Regions from separate parts of the Homo sapiens genome. Here regions 1 and 2 are each linked to region 3. The links are chromatin loops, found by intact Hi-C in ENCODE. Cell type or tissue: PC-9. All regions are shown on one strand. Region 1 overlaps ABCC1 (ATP binding cassette subfamily C member 1 (ABCC1 blood group)). Region 2 overlaps ABCC1 (ATP binding cassette subfamily C member 1 (ABCC1 blood group)). Region 3 has its middle 11 kb from the start of CEP20.

Region 1 (5,000 bases), 100 kb before region 3:
CAGTGAGCCGAGATCGCGCCACTGCACTCCAGCCTGGGCGACAAAGCGAGACTCCATCTCAAAACATAAAAAATAAAAAAAAATAACCAACCCTTGCAGTGATCCATGAGGCCTTCCTTCTACATTCAAGTCCCATCTACTTCTCCTACAATTTCTCCCACCCTGTTCCCCAAATGTGCCTTACTCAGGCATTTACTTAAAGAAGTATTTACCAAGCTTGTTGTCAGATAATGTTCTAGACACTGTTGCAGGCACTGGAGATTCTGAAAGGCTGTGGTTCCTGCCTTCAAGGCATTCCCCAACTGCTGGTCAAATAAATGGTTTCTTCAGTCACCTCTTGCTAGATCCTCTCTCTGCAATGTCTTTCTGTCCTAACAAACTCCTATTCATCCTTCAAAATCCAACTCAGGTACCTCATTTAAAAAGCTTCCTCCACACTCCCCAAACAACCTGCCCCCAACCTTTGCAATGATCTTCTTACTTGTCCACCGTCAATTTCCTCCTTTGTTTTGGTTGTTAAGTAATAATCTGGCTAGGCACAGTAGTTTGCACTTGTAACCTCAGCATTTTGGGAGGCCAAGGCAGGAGGATCACTTGAGCCCAGGAGTTCAAGACCAGCCTGGGAAACATAATGATACCCTCTTTTTTAATAAAATAATTTAAAATTATTTTGAAAAAATTTAACAATTAAACAACAATCCATCCAGGTAGAGACTAGCTATGACCACTCACTTCCTAATTGAGCAGATGTAGATTCAAATTCAGGCCTTAACCCCATGTGAACTTGGGCAAGTCACTTAATTTCTCCAAGCTTCAGTCTCCTGATAAGTAAAAAGAGTCAGAAAAGCTGGACACGGTGGCTCATGCCTGTAATCCCGGCACTTTGGGAGGCCGACACGGGTGGATCACTTGAGCCCAGGAGTTCAAAACCAGCCTGGACAACATGGTGAAACCCGTCTCTACTAGAAACACAAAAATTAGCCAGGCATGGTGAACTCGCCTATAATCCCAGCTACTCAGTGGGCTGAAGCAGGAGATCACCTGAGCCTTGGAAGGTAGACACTGCAGTGAGACATAATCACACCATTGCACTCCAACCTGGGCAACAGAGTGAGAACCTGCTTCAAAAAAAAGGAAGGCCAGGAGCGGTGGCTCACGCCTGTAATCCCAACACTTTGGGAGACCGAGGCGGGCAGATCATGAGATCAGGAGTTCAAGACCATCCTGGCTAATATGGTGAAACTCCGTCTGTACTAAAAATACAAAAATTAGCCAGGCATGGTGGCATGCACCTGTAGTCCCAGCTACTCGGGAGGCTGAGGCAGAAGAATCACTTGAACCTGGGAAGCAGAGGTTGCAGTGAGCCCAGATCGTGCCACTGCACTCCAGCCTGGCGACAAAGCGAGACTCAGGCTGAAAGAAAGAAAGAAAGAAAGAAAGAAAGAAAGAAAGAGACAGAGAGAGAGAGAGAGAGAGAGAGGAGAGAGAGAGAGAGAGAGAGAGAGAGAGAGAGAGAGAGAAAGAGGCCGGGCACAGAGGCTCACACATTTAATCCCAGCAATTTGGGAGACCGAAATGGGAGGACAGCTGGAGCCCAGGAATTCTAGACCAGCCTGGGCAACACAGTGAGACCCCATTTCTTTTATTTTTCTTTTTCTATTTTTTTTTTCTTTTGAGACGGAGTTTCACTCTTGTTGCCCAGGCTGGAGTGCAATGGAGAGATTTCAGCTCACCGCAATCTCTGCCTCCCGGGTTCAAACGAGTCTCCTGCCTCAGCTTCCCGAGTAGCTGGGACTATAGGCGCCTGCCACCACGCCTGGCTAATCTCGTATTTTTAGTAGAGATGGGGTTTCTCCATGTTGGTCAGGCTGTCCTGGAACTCCCAACCTCAGGTGATCCGCCCACCTCAGCCTCCCAAAGTGCTGGGACTACAGGCGTGAGCCATCGCACCCAGCGAGACCCCATTTCTTTAAAAAAATTTTTTTGGCTGGGCACAGTGGCTCACGCCTGTAAACCCAGCACTTCGGGAGGCCAAGGTGGGAGAATCATGAGGTTAGGAGATGGAGACCATCCTGGCTAACACGGTGAAACCCTGTCTCTACTAAAAATATTAAAAAACAAATTAGCCAGGTGTGGTGGCGGGCACCTGTAGTCCCAGCTACTCAGGAGGTTGAGGCAGGAGAATGGCATGAACCCAGAAGGCAGAGCTTGCAGTGAGCCGAGATCGCAGCACTGCACTCCAGCCTGGGAGACAGAGCGAGACTCCGTCTCAAAAAAATATAAAAATTTTTTTTTAATTTTTTTAAAAGTCAGGAAAACACATCATTTGGAAGAGTTCTGGAGAGGATTCAATGGGACAATGTGTGACAGGTGCTGATACAGTCTAGAGACAATAAACCGTAGTAGCAGATACTAATAGTTGATAATAATCACCACTGCCACCACCACTGTATTGCCCAGAGATAAGAAGTCTAAAGGACAAAGAAAAGTTGTCCTTTCAAGCAAGAAAGTAAGCTACAGAAGAAACCAGAGAGCATTTAAGGACACCGGAACTCCAGGGAAGGAGAGGTCAGGAAACGCTGAGCAAAGGAAGGTGTTTCCCCTGCAGAAAGCAAATTGAAGAGCACAGGCTAGCTTCCTGCTCAGAGCCAGATGGCCAGCCCAGACCCAAAGGGCGGCTGTGGGAGGGAGCAGAAGGAAGGGAAGGAAGGCATGACGAGAGGAAATCTGACTCTGACCATGAACTATGACTGTTACAGAAAGCAGCCAACACGGGTCACCCCTGCCATCCACCCCCACATCACCTCCATCACAGCCCCTACAGCGGCCAACAGCATAGGTCACAAAGCTAAGATCATCTGAGGACCGGGCACAGTGGCTCACGCCTGTAAACCCAGCACTTTGGGAGGCTGAGGCGGGAGGATTGCTTGAGCTCAGGAGTTCAAGAAAAGCCTGGGCAACAAAGTAAGACCCTGTCTTCACCAAAAAAATTTAAAAATTATCCAGGCGTGGTAGTGCAGGCCTGTAGTCCCACCTACTCAGAAGGCTGAAGTGGGAGGATCTTTTGAGCCTAGGGGCTTGAGGCTGCAGTGAGCTTTGATCGTCCCACCCAGGCACTCCAGCCTGGGTGACAGAGTAAGAGACTGTCTCAAAGAAACAAAGTATCGGGACTGGGCGCAGTGGGTCACACCTGAAATCCCAGCACTTTGGGAGGCTGAGGAGGGCAGATCACTTGAGGCCAGGAGTTCAAGACCAGCCTGGCCAACATAGTGAAACCCCATCTCTACTGAAAAAGAAAAAAAAAATACATTAGCCAGCCATGGTGGCAAATGCCTGTAATCCCAGCTAGTCGGGCAGCTGAGGCACAAGAATCGCTTAAACCCAGGAGGTGGAGGTTGCAGTGAGCAGAGATCAGGTCATTGTCCTCCAGCCTGGGTGACAGAGCGAGACTCTGTCTCAGGGAAAAAAAAAAAAAAAAAAAAAAGGTATCGAGGCCTCCTGGATGTTCCTTACCGGCAGGGACCCTAATGTGTCCTTCTTTACTTTAACAACTCCAGGAGGTAAGAAGTGCGACTCTCACTACTGGAGGCTTCTGGGAAAAACGGTGAATAATGGGCAATACCTAAAGGCTCAAGGAAGGGACGATTCCCTGGCAGTCTGCAGGCCACTTGCTGTTCCCAACTCAAAGAATCACAGCTACCCGAGGCTGCTTCCTAATCTAGGGAAATCCAGCCAGGCCCACCACGCTCTGAGCAGAATCAGAAGGACCCAACTCTCCAGACACACAATTCAGCCACAAGAGATGAGTCCTGAACACGGTCACCGGTCACTGCACTGGCCCAGGGCCTGCCCTTTGGGGAACCTGGCCCACAGAAATCTTTACAGAGAAAGCGCAAGTCGGCTGGGCGCGGTGGCTCACGCCTATAATCCTAGCACTTTCAGAGGCCAAGGCAGGTGGATCACGAGGTCAGGAGATCAAGACCATCCTGGCTAACATGGTGAAACCCCGTCTCTACTAAAAATACAAAAAAATTCACCAGGCGTGGTGGCACAGGCCTGAGTCCCGGCTACGTGAGAGGCTGAGACAGGAGAATCGCTTGAACCCAGGAGGCAGAGGTTGCAGTGAGCCGAGATTGCACCACTGCACTCCAGCCTGGGCGATAGAGCGAGACTCCGTCTCAAAAAAAAAAAAAAAAGAGAAAGCGCATGTCCTCCCCAGCTCCCGGCTCCCTCCAACAGAGGCTTCTCCTTGCTGGACACTTCACCAGCTTGATCAAGTTGTGTCTCCATGCCCTCAGCCCTGACACTCAAAGAGTTGGGGACCCCGTCCAAGTCCGAGTGGCCCCTGACCTTTGTGTGTTCATAAAATTCCTGTTGCATAGCGTCATGTTTTCTGGGCTGAATGATGATGACTAAGGCACTAGGCATTGATCTAAGTCTTCCCATACAAGATCCTGGTGCTGACCTCCTTTCTGTACATGACCCTGGCCTTGACCTGCCTTCCTGGTTCAGCCCTGATTATCATGGAAGTCCTCGTGCACCGGGCAGCTCACTAACTTTGCCCTACACCCTTACTGCTCCCATCTGGATGGCACAGGTTCTGCACAGATGCTCCACCAGGGCCTGCAGGGATAAGGCAAGCAGGCCTGCAGGGATAACGCATGCAGCCCTGCCAGGGACCCAGCCAGCCAACTCCAGGACAGGAGGGAAGGCCACAGAGAGGATGGGGCAGACAACAGGCAGAAAAAGTGATTATGAATCTCAACTGCCACTGATGGGAGGTAATGAGGACATACTGTGTACCACAAGTTCCACTGAGGCCTGAGCATCCACTCCCAATTCAACCATCTCAATAACTCACAACCAGCTGGGTGCAGTGGCTCATGCCTATATTTCCCAGCACTTGAAGAGGCAGAGGCAGGAGGATAGTTTGAGGCCAGGAATTTCAGATCAGCTTGGGCAACACAGTGAGACTGTATCTCTACAAAAAAATTTAAAAA
Region 2 (5,000 bases), 180 kb before region 3:
TTCATTCTTATGACACTGCTGCATGGTGACACTCATCAGGCTTTTTGTTCCTGTGCTGGGAGGGGAAAGGATTATGGGGCCTGAGTGGGCAGGAAGCCCAGTGAGACAATACCTGCCACTGTCCACGTGAGACAGTACCTGCCACTGTCCACGTGAGACTGAAATATTCTTACAGGCTGATGAGAGAAAAGGGTTAGAGAAAGGTTCTGGGGGCTCATGGGGGGAAGGTAACTGAACAGGAAAACCACTGGGTCAGGAAAGGGACACAGATACAGATTAGTTGTGCAGCTCAACAAGACAGAACAGCTACAATTGAAGCAGGCAGGATTTAAGTTAGACATAAGGAAGAACTTCCTAAGCATGCAGTACCCCCATGAATTTTCAATGCAGGCCTTCTACAGATTGTTTTCTCTGGAGAGTTTCTCTCCTTCATCATAAAATACAGCAGTGATTTGGCTACCCAGGCATGAGCTAAACCTCTAAAAGGGTCCCATCACCCCTGTGTTTTGCGGATTCCTTAAGGGGGCCTAAAAAGCTGTTGATCAAGGCCTCTGGTCAGAACAAAATGAGAGGTGCTTGACAAGTTGCCTGGGGATAAGGTCAATTTCCTAGACATCATGTGCTTTGGAAAGGTAAGGACTGTAGGGTGTGGGGTGCCAGATAGAAAGCTGGCAAGAAAGGGTGAGCTGGGCAGCTGAGGGGCACTGGAGTTCAGCAGCATCACAGCCCCTGACTGAGACTGGCCAATCAGCACACTCAGTGTCTGAAGGCATAGCGATTGCCTCACAGAGGGCACAGGACCCAATCTGGGTCAATAAGAAGCAGGCAGTTCTCCTAACAGTGGGATACACAGTGGGAGCTGTTGGGACCATTTACCATCACAAGGGGAGAGGATGCGTGAGGATAAAGCAGACCAGGAGAAAGTGAAACACAGAAAATATGAAGAAAGTTCTGACGGCAGAGTCCCTGGATCACACCGCACCTGAAAGTAGAACTTCCCAGTTACGCAAGCCAAGAATCTCCTGTATTGTCTAAGTCTAGCTGTCCAAGGCTGCTGTAACTTACAATCCCAGGGAACCCTCTGTGCTAGGCATGTGTGTCTGCTTCTCACGACAGCCTAAGCAGGTGTATCTGCACCCATTGTCCAGATGGGTAAGCTAAGTCTTAGAAAGGCAAAGTGAGTTGTTCAAGGTCACAGAGAGGGAGCACGGTGGGAATTCGAATCCACGTTTAACAAAAGCCCTGTGGCTCTCTCCACACCATCACGTGTGTCCACGTCCCGGCTTACCCATTCAGTGTGGGAGGGTCGCTCCTGGCCCAGGTGAATGTGGCATTCCTCACGGTGATGCTGTTCGTGCCCCCGCCTACAAAGCACAGAGACATGTCAGGGACAGGCTGAGCTGTGCGACTCCACATGCACAGAACACTCTCTTTCTCTGCTTGAATGGTTCAACCCCAGACGCTTGGCACGAATGGCGCTAGGCATTATTATCTGGTGACATCAGCCACGGGTTCTGAAAGAAGAAACTCAACCTGCAGTTCTGGAGGCAGCCCCAGACCCAGAAAGCAGAAGGAAACTGCAAGCAGCTTTGTCCTTGTAAGATGGGGTTGCGCCATCTGGACGATCATCTTGGGAGATGACTGCAGAGGCGGGGGCCGCATGAGAATTACTCAATGCTCTCGATGCCCTGGCCCTTCTCAGGCAGGTTCGGGGCAGCTCCAGCTGGGAGGGCCGAGCAGTGGCCAAGGTCAGTGGGAAACAGCTGGCGTCCACATGCAAACCTCTCTCCACTGGGGTGGCCAGCATCAGACCGCTGGGCCCTCCTTGAGGTGCAAAGGGAGGTCGTTCACCCTTCTCCCCAGGTCCTCTGTCTTCCTCCCCCAGCCACACCACTCTACACACAGCACATCACAGCAGGTGGATCTTTCTAAAACATCCATCACGATAAACTCAAAAAAAGAGGATACGGAACAGGAAGTGTGGTACGAGGGCACAGGGAAGGGGAGAGTGTCGGAGACAAAGCCCACGTTAACTGGTTCCATGTTTCTGTCTTCTCCTGAGACAGGATCTGGCTTCTGCACCCAGGCTGGAGCGCAGTGGTGCGATCTCGGCCTACTGCAACCTCCATCTCCCAGGCGCAGGCGATTCTCCCACTTCAGCCTCCTGAGCAACTGGGACTACAGGATGTGCACCATCACACCCAGCTAATTTTTTTTTTGTATTTTTTGTAGAGGTGGGGTCTTGACATGTTGCTCAGCCTGGTCTCGAACTCTTGGCCTCAAGTGATCTGCTTGCCTCGGCCTTCCAAAGTGCCGGGATTACAGGCATGAGACACCATGCCCGGCCAGCTCCACACTTCTAAAGCTCCTAGCACCTCTGTCTTCTTTTACTCTTCTTCCTGTTATTTTCCTTTTACTTCATGTCTCTCACTTAAAACAAAAGCAGGCCAGTCGCAGGGGCTCATGCCTGTAATCCCAACACTTCGGGAGACCGAGGCGGGCAGATCACCTGATGTCAGGAGTTCGAGACCAGCCTGGCCAACGTGGTGAAACCCCATCTCTACTAAAAATACAAACATTAGCCAGGTGTGGTAGCGCATGCCTGTAGTCCCAGCTACTCGGGAGTCTGAGACATGAGAATCGCTTGAAACCAAGGCAGAGGTCGCAGAGAGCCAAGATCGTGCCATTGCACTCCAGCCTGGGCAACAGAGTGAAACTCTGTCTCAAAAAAAAAAAAAAAAAGAAAAAGAAAAAACAGAAAAGCAGCTCTCTGAATTATGAGCCACCTTAAGACCATCTGGAGATAATACAGGAGTATTTTTTGTTTAAGTTGTCAAATGAAGAAATAACTTCCTCCATGCATCAAAAAAACAAAAAACCTAGAGAGAGAGGAAGGTGCTGGTTAACCTAGATTAACTTTCTCCCTCAGCTCTTCTACGAGTGGACGTGGAATGAGGAAACTGGGAGTTGCTATTTAAGGAATTTAAGAAAAGCCACTGGAGACAGAGAGGTTGCAGAGAACGGTTAGCTTGGGAGCTGGGAGCAGCCAAGGGGGCCCCCACTGGCTAGAGCGTGCTAAACATTCCAGGAAGTCCAACCACCTAGGAGGCCACTATTAGGGCAGGAAGGAGGGGCTGGGGTGCGGGCGGCACCCAGGGGCCTAGGGGTTTCCTGATGCTTGCATTGAGCTGTGAACAACTTCAGTACCAAGAAACCACCCCCCACCCACCGCCGGCCACCTCAAATTTCAGCCTGTGGTTAGCAGAGAAATTTGACCCCAGAGTAGATGGAATCATTGCCTTATGATGTGAGGGGATGTGGGACACTGGGACAGCAGAAACCAGATGACCACAGCCCAGGAGTGTTGGGAGGAAGAGTCCAGCATCCACTTGGGCCACGGTTCTCAACTGGAGGTAACTGTGTCCCTCAAGGCACATCTGGCAATGTCTGGAGCCATTTTTGGTTGCCAAAATTGGGATGGATACTACTGTATCTAATGGGTAGAGTCCAGGGTTGCTGCTCAACATCCCACAGTGCACAGGACAGTCCCCAACCACAAAGAACAATGTGTCTCCAGATGTCAGTAGCGCCCAGGATAAAAAACCCCACACCAGGGGGCTGAGCTGAAGATGCTGAGACCATCTCGCTCAGACCAGAGAAGTGACAACTCCCAGGATCTGTTTATCATCTTCTATGCACCAGGTGCTGTGTCAAACGTGTCAAACGTTTTAGGTGCCACTAAAGATACCTGAGCGCCTGCGAGGTGCCAGACACAGCTCACGCGGTATAACCGACGTTTACACACATTCAATCTTCTGACATTGGACTCTGGAGCCAGACTGTATGGGTTTGAATCCTGGGGCTACCACTTCGTACCTGGGTAGCCACAGGCAAGTTAGTTAACTTCTCTGTGCCTTTGTTTGTTTGTTTTTTGAGACAGGGTCTCACTCTGACACCCAGGCTGGAGTACAGTGGCATGATCATAGCTCACTATAGCCTTGAACTCCCGGGCTCAGCCAATCCTCCTGCCTCAGCCTCTCAAGTAACTAGGACTACAGGTGCACCACCATGCCTGGTGAATTTAATTTTTGTAGAGACGAGGTCTCACTACATTACCCAAGGTGGTCTCAAACTCCTGGCCTCAAGCAATCCTCCAGCCTTGGCCTCCCAAAGTACTAGGATTATAGGTAGGAGCCACTGCACCCAGCCTGTGCCTCACTTTTTCATCTGTAAAATAAGGCTGACAATCATGCAATCAACTTCAGAGGGCTGTGATGGGGTGTCTATGAGGCAGTGCACACAGAGCACTTCTCACAATGCTTGGCACATAGTAGGTGCTCAGTAAATCTCAGTGAGGCAACACCCTATGGCCAGGAAGAGCATGGACTCTACCGATGGGCTGTGGGTGTGAATGCTGGTTCTTCTTTTGATCAGCTGTGCAATCTCAGGCAAGTTTCAGAGACCAGTTTCTTCATCTGGAAAATGGGGGTTTCCATCACCCTCCTCCAGGGGTACCATGGTGAGTAATGGACAAGTTGGGACATTGACATCCTTGGAATGGCATGTGCATGACAGAGGCTTTATAAGTGAACGTGTCACTGCACTTAGTGCCATTAATATTTATTATTATTATTTTTTTTTTTTTTTTTGAGATGAAGTCTCACTCTTTGCCCTGGCTGGAGTGCAGTGGCGCGATCTTGGCTCACTGCAACCTCCGCCTCCTGGGTTCAAGTGATTCTCCTGCCTCAGCCTCCCGAGTAGTTGGGATTACAGGTGCCCAACACCATGTCCAGCTAATTTTTGTATTTTCAGTAGAGACGGGGTTTCACCTTGTTGGCCAGGCTGATCTCGAACTCCTGACCTCAAGTGATCCACCTGCCTCAGCTCCCCAAAGTGCTGGGATTACAGGCGTGAGCCACTGTGCCCGGCCTAATATTTATTATTAAGTGCCTAGAGAGATGGTTACAAACAACATCCCTGGCTCAGGGGGATGGGCTGGG
Region 3 (5,000 bases):
GCTACTCAGGAGGCTGAGGCAGGAGAATCACTTGTACCCGGAAGGTGGAGGTTGCAGTGAGCCAAGATCACGCCATTGCACTCCAGCGTAGGCAAGAAGAGCGAAACTGCATCTAAAAAAACCAAAACAAAACAAAACAAAAAACTCTTCACGCTAGGATCTGTGAGTTCACAGAACAATTACACATCATAGATTTGTCTAGTCCAGCCCAAGTATCAAATACTCTGTCTACTTACTGGACAGATGAAACTAAAGGACCTTGAACCGGGCATCAGACTGTTTTTGCGTCTGGCCAAGTCTCTTTCCAGCTGTTTGACCTTGGGCAGTTCCCTTTAACTCCCTAAGGCTTGCTTTCTTCATCTTAAAATCAGGATGACAGTAGCATCTACCTCTTGAGATCACGTGAGAAATAAATGCAATGACGCATGAATAATGTTTCATACTGTATCTAGTATAGGGTGAGTACTTCTTCAAAAATAACAGCCACACCTTTTCCTAGGATTGCATGCAATGCAATAATATTGCAAATAAAGGCGGTTGTTGTTTTCTTCCTTAATAAATCAGGAGAGAATTAGGATTCTTTTGGGATTCAGACTAATCTCTTTGAACCAGCAGTTTGGATTTGGTTGCCATAGTGTCCTGGGCCATGAATGGCTGATAGAGAGACATGTCATATTTTCAACAGTTGCCTTGACTTGTCTGATGAGATGCCGTTTCTATTAAGTAGCTGTCTCCAATTTGTAAAATTCCATCTGTGGCTTTCCCCAACCCTTATTTTCCAACAGCCTCTCACTCCAGATCCTAAGAAAAGGCATATCTACCTGGAAGAAAAGAACTAAATCTTGGTAAAAGACATTTACCTTTTCTGAACTCAACCTTTAGTTTTTGTTCAACTGAGTTCCCCTGACAAAATGCATTTCAGCAAGATTTACTTCCAGAATTTCTTTATCTCTAATGCTTTTAGTAAAGAAGGCATTGAATGAATTTATTGCTCATCCCTCTGAAAGTGACCTGAGAATGTCAATGTACCTGTAGGATTTATTTTACTTCCTCTAAAGGACTGACAGTAATATCCAGCACCTTCCCCCCACTAAAAACATTCCACTTTGAGGCCAGGTGCAGTGGCTCATGCCTGTAAGCCCAGCAATTTGGGATGCCAAGGCGGGAGGATCGCTTGAGCTCAGGAGTTTGAGACCAGTCTGGGCAACATAGTGAGACCCCATCTTGATTAAAGAAAAAAAGTTCACTTTGAAACCTCTGGGCAGAGTGCAGTGGTTCACACCTACAATCCCAACAATTTGGTAGGCTGAGGCAGGAGGATCGCTTGAGGTCAGGAGCTTGAGACCAGCCTGGACAACATAGTGAGACCTTGTCTCTACAAAAAAAAAAAAAAAAAAAAAAAATTTTAATGAAACTTCTCACGTGACAATTTTAATCATGAGAACTATGTACATGCCACAGTCTGGAACTTGGGATCTCAAATGGTCATGGATTCCGTGTTCTCAGTCCCCATACAGAAGGGAGGAGGGCTGGCCTTTGGACTCCCCCAAATCTGGGTTTGAATCCCAGCTCCACCACTTTAAGTCTGGTTGCTCTGGGCCAGTTATTTAATGTTCTCTAAACATCAGTTTCGTCTGTGAGATGAGCTACCTTGCAGGACTTCATTCGGTCCTTCTACAAATATTTGTTCTACCGGAGCAGAGCAGGATAACAAGGCATCTGTCCTGTAAAGCAGTCCATTGGGCACCCAATGTGAAACAGAGCCTCAGCCCCACATAGGCTGCAATGCCACAGTGTGGTCCAGGGTTAGGGAATTCTGGGGAGCTCTGAGGGTGCCTACATTCCTGCTGTGCTCCTGGCACACATTGAGGAGAACGCCCTCTGCTCTGAACTTACTGAGTGATGAGTCACCCTTGAGCACCTGAGGAAGTGGAGCAAGTAGACCACAGGCAGCCTGGACCTGCCCCTGGTTTCTAGGATTGAGTCACAGCCTCCCTGGAAGACTTGAAAGAGAGATCAATTCGATCAAGGCTCCAGGGCTGGATCAAAGCCTAGGAAGTGGGGGAAAGGGAGGAGGAAGTTGGGCTTCTCCACGGTCCCAGCAAAGGCCTCAGCCTACAAATATTCTACAGATATTTGAAGAAGGACTGAATGAAGTCCCGCGAGGTAGCTTATCTCACGGATGTAACTGACATTTAGAGAACGTTAAGTAACTGGTCCAGAGCAACCAGACTTGCAGTGGTGGAGCTGGGATTCGAACCCAGATTTGGGGGAGTCCAAAGGCCAGCCCTCCTCCCTTCTGTATGGGGACTGAGAACAAGGAATCCAAGATTATTTGAGATCCCAAGTTCCAGACTGTGGCATATACATAGTTCTCATGTTTAAAATTGTCATGGGGAAGCCGGGCGCTGTGGCTCATGGCTGTAATCCCAGCACTTTGGGAGGCAGAGATGAGCGGATCACTTGAAGTCAGGAGTTCAAGACCAGCCTGGCCAACATGGCGAGACCCCATCTCTACTAAAATATATAAAAATTAGCCAGGTGTGGTGGTGGGCACCTGTAATCTCAGCTACTTGAGAGGCTGAGATGAGAATCACTTGAACCTGGGAGGCGGAAGTGGCAGTGAGCTGAGATCGCACCATTGCACTCCAGCCTGGGTGACAGAGTGAGACTCCGTCTCAAAAAAAAAAATTGTCATGTGGGAAGTTTCATTTTTTAAAAAAATGTTTTCATAGAAACAAGGCCCTACTATGATGCTCAGGCTGGTCTCAACCTTGTGGCCTACAAAGGCCTCAGCTTACTCCCTCAGCAAGCTCTGCCAGTGAGGCGGTCCTACAGAATTGTCCCAAACTGGGGTGAGAGGGCTGGAACTTGATACCCCAGCATGGACCAGGCATCGGAAGCCGCCTCCCCTCGAGCCAGGGGTATGACCTCGGACCTGGGAGAAGGGCATTGGTGATGCACCTCTGTTGGAAGCTTCCTTTATCTCTATGCCCCTCCCTCTTCTCAGACCTTTCACCCCCCAAGATACATTTGAGAAGAAGAATCGAATTAGCCAGGAAAGCTTTAGGAAGAAATGACATTTAAACAGACCTGGAGACCAGGCACGGTGGCTCATGCCTGTAATCCCAGCACTTTGGGAGGCTGAGGCAAGTGGATCGCTTGAGCCCAGGAGTTTGAGACCAGCCTGGCCAACATGGTGAAACCGCATCTCTACTAAAAATACGAAAAATTAGCCAGGTGCAGTGGCGCACACCTGTAGTCCCAGCTACTCGGGAGGCTGAGGCAGGAGAATGGCGTGAACCTGGGAGGCGGGGCTTGCGGTGAGCCGAGATCGCACCACTGCACTCCAGCCTGGGCAACAGAACGAGACTCCGTCTCAACAACAACAACAACGACAACAAAAAGGTAGACTGAGACCTGGAGAATGAGCAGAAATTAACCAGAACAGGAGGAAGTTTCCAGGCTGGGGGATGGGCACATGCAAAGGCCCAGTAGAGAGGGGGTTGGGGGAGAGAAAAGAAGAGAGGAGGGCGAGGGAGAAGAAAGAGGAGGAGGGGGAGGAGATAGAAGGGGAGGAGGTTGAGGAGGAGGAGGAGGGCTGGGAGGAGGAAGGAGGAGGAGGAAGAAGATGAAAGAGGAGGAGGGGGATTGGGGAGCAGAAGAAGAGAAAGGAGGAGAAGGAAGAGAGAGAGTTTGGGGGAGAGAAGGAGGGCAGGGGGAGAACAGAGAAGTGTCTGCAGTGAAACTGAAACAACCGAAAACGGCTGAGCAACGTTGGGTGAGTGGAGCAGAACTGGGGTCAAGTTGCACTGACTCAGCCATTTACTCAGAAGCAACTTCAACCCTCCAAACCTCAGTTTCCATCTGTAAAACAGGCATGATCACATCTGTCTCTCAGCTGTCTTCAGGATGCCATGAAACGACACACACACAATAAGGGCACCATCAATGTGAGTTGCTCTTTTTTATTATTATTGGCTATAGCTGAAAAAAAAAATAATGGTTAATCTGTTAATAATATACCTGTGGCCTAGAAAAAGTATGAAAAAGAATTCAAGAGTGGACAAATGTTTTCTTCAAGTGCCGGGTAAAATATTTTAAGTGAGTTCTGTTGCAGCTTCTCAATTCCTCTGTTGCCGTGTAAAAGCGCCCATAGACAATGCATTAAGAAACAGGCAGGCGGCCAGATGCGGTGGCTCACGCCTGTAATTAATCCCAGCACTTTGGGAGGCTGAGGTGGGCAGAATGCTTGAATCTAGGAGTTCAAGACCAGTCTGAGCAACATGGCGAAACCCTATCTCTACAAAAAATACAAAAAATTAGCTGGGCATGGTGGCATGCACAAGTAGTCCCAGCTACTTGGGAGGATGAGATGGGAGGATTGCCTGAGCCAGGGGAGGTTGAAGCTGCAGTGACCCCTTATCATGCCACTGCACTCCAGCCTGGGTGAGAGTGAGAACCTCTCTCAAAAATAAAAAAAAAAAAAGTGGGGGGCATGGCTGTGTGCTAATAAGATTACAGGCTGGGCATAGTGCCTCATGCCTGTAATCCCAGCACTTTGGGAGGCTGAGGTGGGAGAATTTGTTTGAGACCAGGAGTTTAAGACTAGCCTGGGCAACATAGCGAGACTCTGCTTCTACAGAAAATAAAAGAAGTAGCCAGGTGTGATGACACACACCTGTAGTCCCAGCTACTCAGGAGGCTGAGGTGGGAGGATCCCTTAGACTGGGATGTTGAGGCTGCAGTGAGCTGTGACTGCACCACTGCAGCCCAACTTGGGTGACAGAGTTAACCCCTGTCTGGAAAAATAAAAAAAAAGAAAAACAAAAGATTTTACATTTCTACAAACATTTTATATTTCTATGGAAAAAAAAAAGAGAGAGAGAAAAAAATGTGCACCTCTCGCATGTCACACATGGATTACCACTCACTCCCACTATTTGTTGGTCCAGCCACATTTCCACAATTGTGTGGGTGCCTGAAGGGTCAAAAGGACT

What was found. A loop is a pair of places that touch in the nucleus more often than their neighbours do. Peaks named below come from ENCODE experiments on the same cell type or tissue, not always from the same donor. Only the 100,000 strongest peaks of a DNase experiment are listed, where the experiment ranks them.
Region 1: it touches region 3 in a loop (7-fold over the local background); 10 of 110 quality-filtered maps call a loop at or near these places.
Region 2: a loop joins it to region 3, with 5 times the contacts of the local background. A loop is called at or near these places in 2 of 110 quality-filtered maps.

What each region holds. Positions count from the first base shown.
Region 1 is chr16:15,996,290-16,001,289 of GRCh38, reverse strand. All of the region lies in intron 1 of ABCC1 (ATP binding cassette subfamily C member 1 (ABCC1 blood group)), which reads right to left. Among named protein-coding and RNA genes, the nearest start is that of ABCC1, 49 kb to the right of the region's middle. In PC-9, a CTCF peak has its summit at 4,608; DNase peaks (open chromatin) are centred at 2,649 and 4,419; H3K27ac peaks cover 2,672 bases.
Region 2 is chr16:16,072,690-16,077,689 of GRCh38, reverse strand. It overlaps ABCC1 (ATP binding cassette subfamily C member 1 (ABCC1 blood group)), which reads right to left. Exons shown (of 31, transcript NM_004996.4): 15 at 1,289-1,364. Among named protein-coding and RNA genes, the nearest start is that of ABCC1, 130 kb to the right of the region's middle. RefSeq lists enhancers at 1,512-2,228, 2,229-2,946. In PC-9, no CTCF peak of the experiment used is centred here; a DNase peak (open chromatin) is centred at 3,019; H3K27ac peaks cover 2,589 bases.
Region 3 is chr16:15,896,759-15,901,758 of GRCh38, reverse strand. No RefSeq gene overlaps it. Among named protein-coding and RNA genes, the nearest start is that of CEP20, 11 kb to the right of the region's middle. RefSeq lists an enhancer at 1,322-2,521. In PC-9, no CTCF peak of the experiment used is centred here; DNase peaks (open chromatin) are centred at 443 and 1,958; H3K4me3 peaks cover 1,106 bases; H3K27ac peaks cover 4,479 bases.